Regions from separate parts of the Homo sapiens genome. Here region 1 is linked to region 2. The links are chromatin contacts, found by Hi-C or POLR2A ChIA-PET in ENCODE. All regions are on one chromosome and are shown on one strand. Each heading gives the region's core, a stretch centred on a gene start or an enhancer-like site at or near the end of the contact. The rest is flanking DNA. Distances are from core to core; before and after follow the strand shown. Region 1 holds the start of RCN1 (reticulocalbin 1). Region 2 holds the start of LIN7C (lin-7 cell polarity scaffold C).

What was found. A loop is a pair of places that touch in the nucleus more often than their neighbours do. ChIA-PET counts read pairs that join two places held with the same protein, here RNA polymerase II (POLR2A). Pooled maps may share reads with other maps.
Region 1: a pooled map shows a loop between it and region 2 (12-fold over the local background). The contact joins the promoter of RCN1 here to the promoter of LIN7C in region 2. A Hi-C loop is called at or near these places in 1 of 37 single-sample maps with no recorded cell type and 10 of 50 pooled maps. POLR2A ChIA-PET finds 5 or more read pairs at or near these places in 1 of 52 experiments (GM12878).

What each region holds. Positions count from the first base shown.
Region 1 is chr11:32,089,096-32,093,014 of GRCh38, reverse strand. RCN1 (reticulocalbin 1) reads right to left here and starts at 1,941. Exons shown (of 6, transcript NM_002901.4): 1 at 1,565-1,941. The coding sequence starts at 1,818. RefSeq lists an enhancer at 7-728 and a silencer at 1,197-2,226.
Region 2 is chr11:27,505,211-27,508,692 of GRCh38, reverse strand. It overlaps LIN7C (lin-7 cell polarity scaffold C), which reads left to right and starts at 1,924. Exons shown (of 5, transcript NM_018362.4): 1 at 1,924-1,977. The coding sequence starts at 1,941. BDNF-AS (BDNF antisense RNA) reads right to left here and starts at 1,841. Exons shown (of 7, transcript NR_033315.1): 1 at 1,795-1,841. RefSeq lists enhancers at 1,518-1,807, 1,878-2,007, 1,164-2,363.

The sequences.
Region 1 (3,919 bases), core at 692-3,191, 4.6 Mb before region 2:
CCTATTGTTAAGTCCTAACTGAGAAGAGAAAGTACTCTGCAAGATAAAAGGTAATTGTTTGGAGGTGACTTTGAAGTTCAAAGGTCTTTTTATCAGAGCAGGCAAATGGTGCACCTACACAATAGGTATAATTTATCCTCATATTCCAATGAAACACTTTGGCCTTTGGAGGCCCCCAGGAGCACAGGGATGGCTGTGTTCTCTTTCATGTGGCAGAACATGAAGATCCTCCACCCCCAGGAATCAGGTTCAGGGAGATCTGAGACCTGGTGCCCAATAGGCAGGACTGCTGGTTTCTTCCCCAGCCCTGCCTCCATCTGGGACCAGGCTGCCTGCTGGGTCCTCTGTGCAAGGACCACCAGATACCTCCGCACAGTGCCCAAGTGTTTCCTCAGGGGACCCGGGGAGGGTGTACTAAAATGCGCCGAAGTTTTGTTTCCCGGGTTTGGTTCCTGACTCAACTGCCTTTAACAGCCCAAGTCAAAATCCTCCACCACCAAGAGAACCCTCCAGCTTTTTGCCCCCCAAACAAATCAGTTGCCAAAGAACTGAGTGCTTCTGCAGACATCTGCTGCCAACAGAAACGTTTCAGGCGAACCGTTTCCATTCCTGCTCCCTCGTGTTTCCAATCGGAAACTGCGTGTCCCTTTTCAACCGGATTTTTGTATCCCTACACTAGATTTTATTTTATTTTTATTTTTATTATTTTTGAGATGGAGTCTCACTCTAGCCCCGGCTGGAGTGCAGTGGCGCAATCTCGGCCCACTGCTACCTCCGCCTCCCGGGTTCAAGCGATTCCCCTGCCTCAGCCTCCCAAGTAGCTGGGATTACAGGCGTGTGCCACGACGCCCGGCTAATTTTTGTATTTTTAGTAGAGACGGGATTTCGCCGTTTGGTCAGGCTGGTCTCGAACTCCTGACCTCAGGTGATCTCCCCACCCCTCCCCCCGCCTCGGCCTCCCAAAGTGCTGGGATTACAGGCGTGAGTCACCGCGCCCAGACTCCTTACGATAGATTTACAGGGCGATTAGGCAAAAGGCAAGACCACTGCGGCCGAGACCAGGAAGCAAGCCTGTCGCTCGCCTGCCCCTTCATCTTTTATCCATTTATGTTCATCCCTGAGATTTTCTTAGCGAGTGTCTCAAGCCCTTCTCCCCGGGAGTGGGGGATCAGAGAGAAACTGCGAGAGAGTGGGGAGGAACTCATGGCACTAACAGGCCACTGTGGACAAACTCTTCTTTTGTGCACTCTCCCCTCCCTTCTGATGCAACCTGGGGGAGGGGGCGGGCCCTCGCCGTCCTGGCTCCCGCGGCCGCTGCCACGTTCTCGCCTCCCCGCGAGAAACCACCCCGGCCGGGGCGCGGCGGCGGCGATCTCCAAGCTGGGGTCCCGGGGCCCTCCAGCAAGTTAGCCTGAGCCCCAGCGCCGAGTTGGGCAGGGCCCCATCCTCGAGGCCGCGCGCGCGATTTCGCTTTCGCTTTGGCGGTGGTATCCCGCGTGGCTCTCGCCCAGGCGGCCCTCGGACACCTGCGCCGCCCCCCACGGGGCCCTGGCCGCGGCCTCACCCTAGCCTCTCCTTGCTCTCGTCCGGGGTGAGCTGGTCGAAGGTCTTGGAGTCCTCCTTGCCCAGGAAGGCCTCGTGGTCGTACTGGAAGCTCTGGTTGTCCTCAGGGGGCCGCTCGCCCAGCTCCGAGTCGGGCCGCACCACGCGCTCTTTGCGCACCGTGGGCTTGGCCCGCAGAACCCGCGGCGCCAGCACCAGCGCCAGCAGCAGCCCCAGGGCTAACCCCAGGCGGCGGCCGCGGCCACCGCGCGCCATCGTCCCGAGGAGAGGGCGGCCGAGAGGGAGACGCTGAGCGAGCGACAACAGCGGCAGCTCGGGAATGGGGACTCGGAGCGCGGCGGCAGCGACAGGGTTGGGGCCGGCGCGGAGGAGGGGACTGGCCAGTCCCTCCGCCAGTGCCCGCCCCGAGCCGGAGCAGAGGGGCGCGCCTGGGCCTCGGGCTGGGAAGCTGCGGGCGGCCCCGCTCGCGCGCCCATTGGTCGCTGAGCTGCCGGGGGAAGCCGGGGCCGCGGAGCCACGTCGCCAGCTGGGGTGGTGGGCGCGGGGCTCGTGTTTCGCCTCGGCCCCTCCCCGCGATCTTGTTGCTAGGGGCGGGCCCGGGCGAACTGGGCTAGGGACTGGAGGGCTCGGAGGAGGATTGGGAAGTTCTTTGTCAAGCAACAGATGTGCAGGATAAAATTCCCTCTGACTTCCTACAGTTCCGGGAAAACTGTAAGGAAGGAGACGTTGCCCTTCCTCAACTTCCAACTGAGACCCCGAATCTCAGCCCTAGACCCTGCTCTAAGATGTGCTCTCAAACCCAATTCAACCCCATTTAGTAAAATTTGGAGTCTGGTTACAAACGCGAGCCTGGAAGGAGACCAAGACGGGCGAAGTCCCCTAGAAACGAGGGTCGTACTGTCAGTCGTCAAGGAGGGTCAAGCGGGGAACTTCTATATGACCAAGAGTCCCTCTAAAGGGAGCGGTACTGTGCGTTCCAGCTGCCAGGGGAACGCAGGCCCCACGCTGATAGATAGTCCTGTTTCCCAAATGAAATCAATCAGGATTTTAGATTTTTATGTTTTATTTCTAAATGTTGGTAACTCATTTTACAAAAGCACTAGTTGGATCCAATCTTACCTGTATTCAGTTGGTAATGCTACCAATACAGATATCTGTCCCATCAAACTTTCTGCAATGATGGAAATGCCCTCTATCTGGTCTGGCCTGTAGGTAGTGGCTGTTGAGCACTTGATGTGTAGCTTAGTGTAAGTGAGGCACTGAAATTTTAATTTAAATCTAAACTTAAAGAGCCACACGGGACTAATGGCTACCGTATTGGACGGTGAGGTCTCGAGCAGTCTCAGCCTTTTGACACTCATTGAAAGCCATGATCCTCTTCCAGAAAAATGCACATACAGCTACTGACACGGGTGCTTGATTAAAGAGTCGGAGGATTCATGGATCTTTTGAAGCCCCACCTATGAGCCCCAGGTTAAGAATCCCTAGAAGGCCGGGCACGGTGGCTCATGCCTGTAATCCCGGCACTTTGGGAGGCGGAGCCAGGTAGATCACTTGAGGTCAGGAGTTCGAGACCAGCTTGGCCAACATGGTGAAACACCGTCTCTACTAAAAATACAAAAATTAGCTGGGCGAGGTGGCGGGCGCCTGTAATCTCAGCTAGTCGGAGGCTGGGGTAGGAGAATCGCTTGAACCTGGGAGGCGAAGGTTGCAGTGAGCCGAGATCATGCCATTGCACTTCAACCTGGGAAACGAGAGAAACTCCATAAAAAAAAAAAAAAACCCTAGAAAACTGAAACGATAGTTGAAGAGGGAAACCCACCATGACAGCTAAATATCTGTACTCCTAGAAATTTCCTCCATCTTGCCTTGCCTCCCACCTCCATCCCTGATGTTTTCAAAAAGGTCTGGGATGTGCTTCTTGCCCTTGCAATAAAGATGTCGTCGCAACATAGACGCAAGTCCCTTTCTTGGGACGCCCTCTTTCAATCAATTAATAAATCATTACTGTCTTACTACTACAGCCTAAGCACTGGACTGGGTGCTGAGGGTACAATGGAGAACAAGATAATCATGGTGTCTGCAGAGCTATAGTGTATATGAACAGATGTTCATTCGTTCGTTCGTTCCATAAACTGAGCACCTGCTAAGTGTCAGGCTGTGCTGGATTCTGGCTAACTGAGATCCATGGATCACAAGTCAGCATGACAAGTGCTCACAGAGAAAGGCATGTAGTGGTCTGGGGGTACTGAACCGATCCAGACATGGGAATCAATCAGGGAAGGCCTCCCAGAGGAAGACACATTTAAATTGAGACTGAAGGTGAGTAAGATAAGCTAGATGGAAGGATGTAGTT
Region 2 (3,482 bases), core at 675-3,174:
AAACATAAAGAAAATCTTGAAAAAAAAATGAACAGAGCGTCACTGAGCTGTGAGACAATGCCAGTTAGTTCAATATACATGTATATTATGTACATGCACATGACTCCAATAGTCACACCAAAGGAGAGGAGCAAGAGAATGGAAAGAAAAAATATTTGAAGAAATAAGGGCAATGTTTGCATTTGTCTTGCTCTACCTGGTATTCCTATCAAGGCACCTGGTATATATTAGGTGTTTAATAAACATTTCTTGAACACATTTGCAGCAAAAAAAAATGACAACGAGTAAGAGATAAGCACCTGAGTGTTACTGCAACGTATTTAGGCCATCAGAGGACAAAAAAGGGGAATAATATGGAGAAAAGGCTTGGTAGAAGTGGCATGCCTTCAGCAGGGACCCACGAAATGGGTTCAACTGAGTGTGTACAAAGTTTGGAGACTAGGAAGGGATGAAGAAGGGCATTCCACACAAGAACAACACAAATGAAGATTTGGAGCCTGGCACAGTGGCCCACGCCTGTAATCCCAGCACTTCGGGAGGCCAAAGCAGGAGGACTGCTTGAGCTCAGGAGTTTGAGACCAGCCTGGGCAACATAGCAAGACCCCCATCTCTACTAAAAATTTAAAAATTTGCCAGGCATGGTGGTGCTTGCCTGTAGTCCTCGCTACTGGCAAGACTGAGACAGGAGGCTCTCTTGAGCTGTGATTGCACCACTGCACTCCAGTCTGGACAACAGAGAGAAACTCTGTCTCTAAAACAAACAAAAAGACTTGGAATCAGGAATAAATATGGTTGAAACTATACTATCTGGACTGAAGTGGTGGTTGCACTTAGTGGTAATGAGAAATGAAGTTAGTTGGATGAGTTAGGGTCAGAGTATGCAAGGCTTTAGAAATAGGAAACAGGAGAGAAACCATTGAAAGTTTCTGAACAGAACTTGTGATGATGAAATCAGAATTCAAGGGGAGAAAAAGGAGCATAGTGGTGGCATCCATGATGGATTTGGAGAAGAAAATACTAAAGGTGAATGGAAAGGGTGGACCAGGGGCAAACAGGTTATTAAAACAGTCCCATCATGAAGTGTTGAAATGCTGGATGTAAACACACCTACCACAGTATCAGTACAGACTAAGGGCTTGGATAAATGTTAGTCAAATCCAAGTACTAAAATTCTTCTTGGTTCGCGAAAATTTCAGAAGTGGCTCAAAAATCTGTAATGCATTAAGAATATTATTTGCTTCACAATATTTCATTTACTTAAGATTTTATAAGAATCAGCTGCTTATAAAATTGTTACTTTGTGGTGCACCAAAGCACCTTGTTCTCTCCCTCACCCAGATATGTTTCATGCTCTTTGTACTTTCCACCCCTTAACAGATTTGGAGGGAAGATTCAAGCCGTGGATTTTTAAATTTAAAGCAATGCTGTCACAAATTGAGAACTGACAACATGTCATTACACATTTAATTGCCACCGAATCCCAGAGTTTAAAAATTGTAAGGACCTAAGAGATAGGACCTCTCGTTGTACAGATGCGGAAACTGAGGCTGAGAGAGGGTAAGTGAACAGTCCCAGGTCACAGAGCTGCTAATGGGCAAGGTGGGACTAGAATCCAGGCTTGACTCCTCTACGCTGAGCCAAGGGTTCGAAGCGATTGGGATAAGGGAAGCCTGAGGCAGGGAACGAGAGTCAGGAAAGCAGCTCTTCCCAACCCTAGGAGGCCGGGGGACCTCGTCACCGCGGAAGGAGCGGAGCCAGGCCGACCTAAAAAGCCGCAAGTCCAGGTACCCTTACCCTGATGGCCGCGGCGACACACTCGGCCACCTTCCTGATCTCGCGATACTAGCCGGTACTCACTTTTCCGGCTTCCCCTAGGCCCCGCCCCCCCACCTCAGCCCTTCTGTCGTCATTTCCTGTGGGTCTGTAGGTTAAGGGAGAAGATGGCGGCGCTAGGGGAACCCGTGCGGCTGGAGAGAGGTGAGTGCAGCCGAGGCTCGGCGGAGGTGGGCGGAAGGGTTGGGGGAGTGCTGTGTCGCTGGAGGGGAGGAGGAGTGACCCAGGCTCTGAGATCCGGGCCACGCTGTCCCTTGTGCCGGCGCCAGAGGCCGCCGTTGTCTCTGTGCCTGGCTCTAGGAAGGGCGCTTACGGTATTTTGTCTGTTAACCGTAAGCCCTCCTCTGTTCACACGGACTGTTCCAAGGCACAGCACAACTAAACACAACCTGCCCGCTTCGCAGACACACGCCGCACACGCGCTCCCTTGGTGAGCACAGCAGAAGCAGCATTCGGAGACCCGTACACCCGAAAAGCAAACGTCACACACCCGGTTCGCACAGACTACACTCATTGCCTGTACAGCACGAGAACGGACACACGGTACAATTCAACAGAACCTCCTTTCCCCGCTGTTTGCACACAAACTCCTTCATTACTTTCTCCACAACCTCGCTTGTATTCGGGTTGGGGTATTTGCTAGCTTTTGTGCCCCTCCTAGAAATGGAGAGGTTGCTTTAAAAACAATCCTACTGACTTGGTCTTGGGAAGGAGGTTACGTAAGTAAGCCGAATAGTGGTAGATGCTAAAACACTTGCAGGTGCAGTGTTTTTCATTTCTTACAAACCCTACAATTGCAAACTGGTTGGCTGATTGCTTCCTAGAGCAGACTGTCAAGGAAAATAAAACCACCTCTGCTGAGTAATTAGAGATAGAGAAGCCTACGAAAATAACTGGCTATGCGCCTACCATGATTTCCAGCATTCCAGCGTTTCCAGTCCTTTTACAGATTTCCAGCATTCCACTCTGTCCCTAAGTCCTTTATTTCAAACAATTTCAAGCATGCTTTTCATACACCAGCATTAGAAATCATTGATAGGAATTGAGAAGTACAAATAAACATTTTGAGTACTGGTGGTAAAAAAAAATGTATATGTAGGATGGAGACTGAAATTATATTGCACATATTAACATTTGCAATTAGTCTAAATATTACTATTGTTCCCTAAGAAAACACATTTTTAGAATTACTGTACTTAGAAAAACCTCTTTCCTAATGCCTTCCCACAAACAAATGTGCACTTAATGTTGCTGATTTGCTCTTTACCGTGTTCACCATTTGGAAGCCTCACTGTAAATGAGATTGTTTCCGTTAAGCCTATTAAAGCATCATTTTAGAGGACTAGCTACTCTGGGAAGACTTGCCGAGTTAGGCCTAAGTCTCTGACATCTTCCTCTTGAGCACAGTGGCACTGTGTTTTATAGATGGGAGCAAATCTGTTTGGTGTTAACAGGAGTAAGTTTTTTCTTTGAAAGCTAGTTAAGATTCTAACGTATTGGTCTTTTGTGTTTTTGTTGTTGCTGTTTGGAGACGTAGTCTTGCTCTGTCGCCCAGGCTGGAGTGCAGTGGCGCGATCTCGGCTCACTGCAACCTCTGCCTCCCGGGTTCAAGCAATTCTCCTGCCTCAGCCTCCCGAGTAGCTGGGACT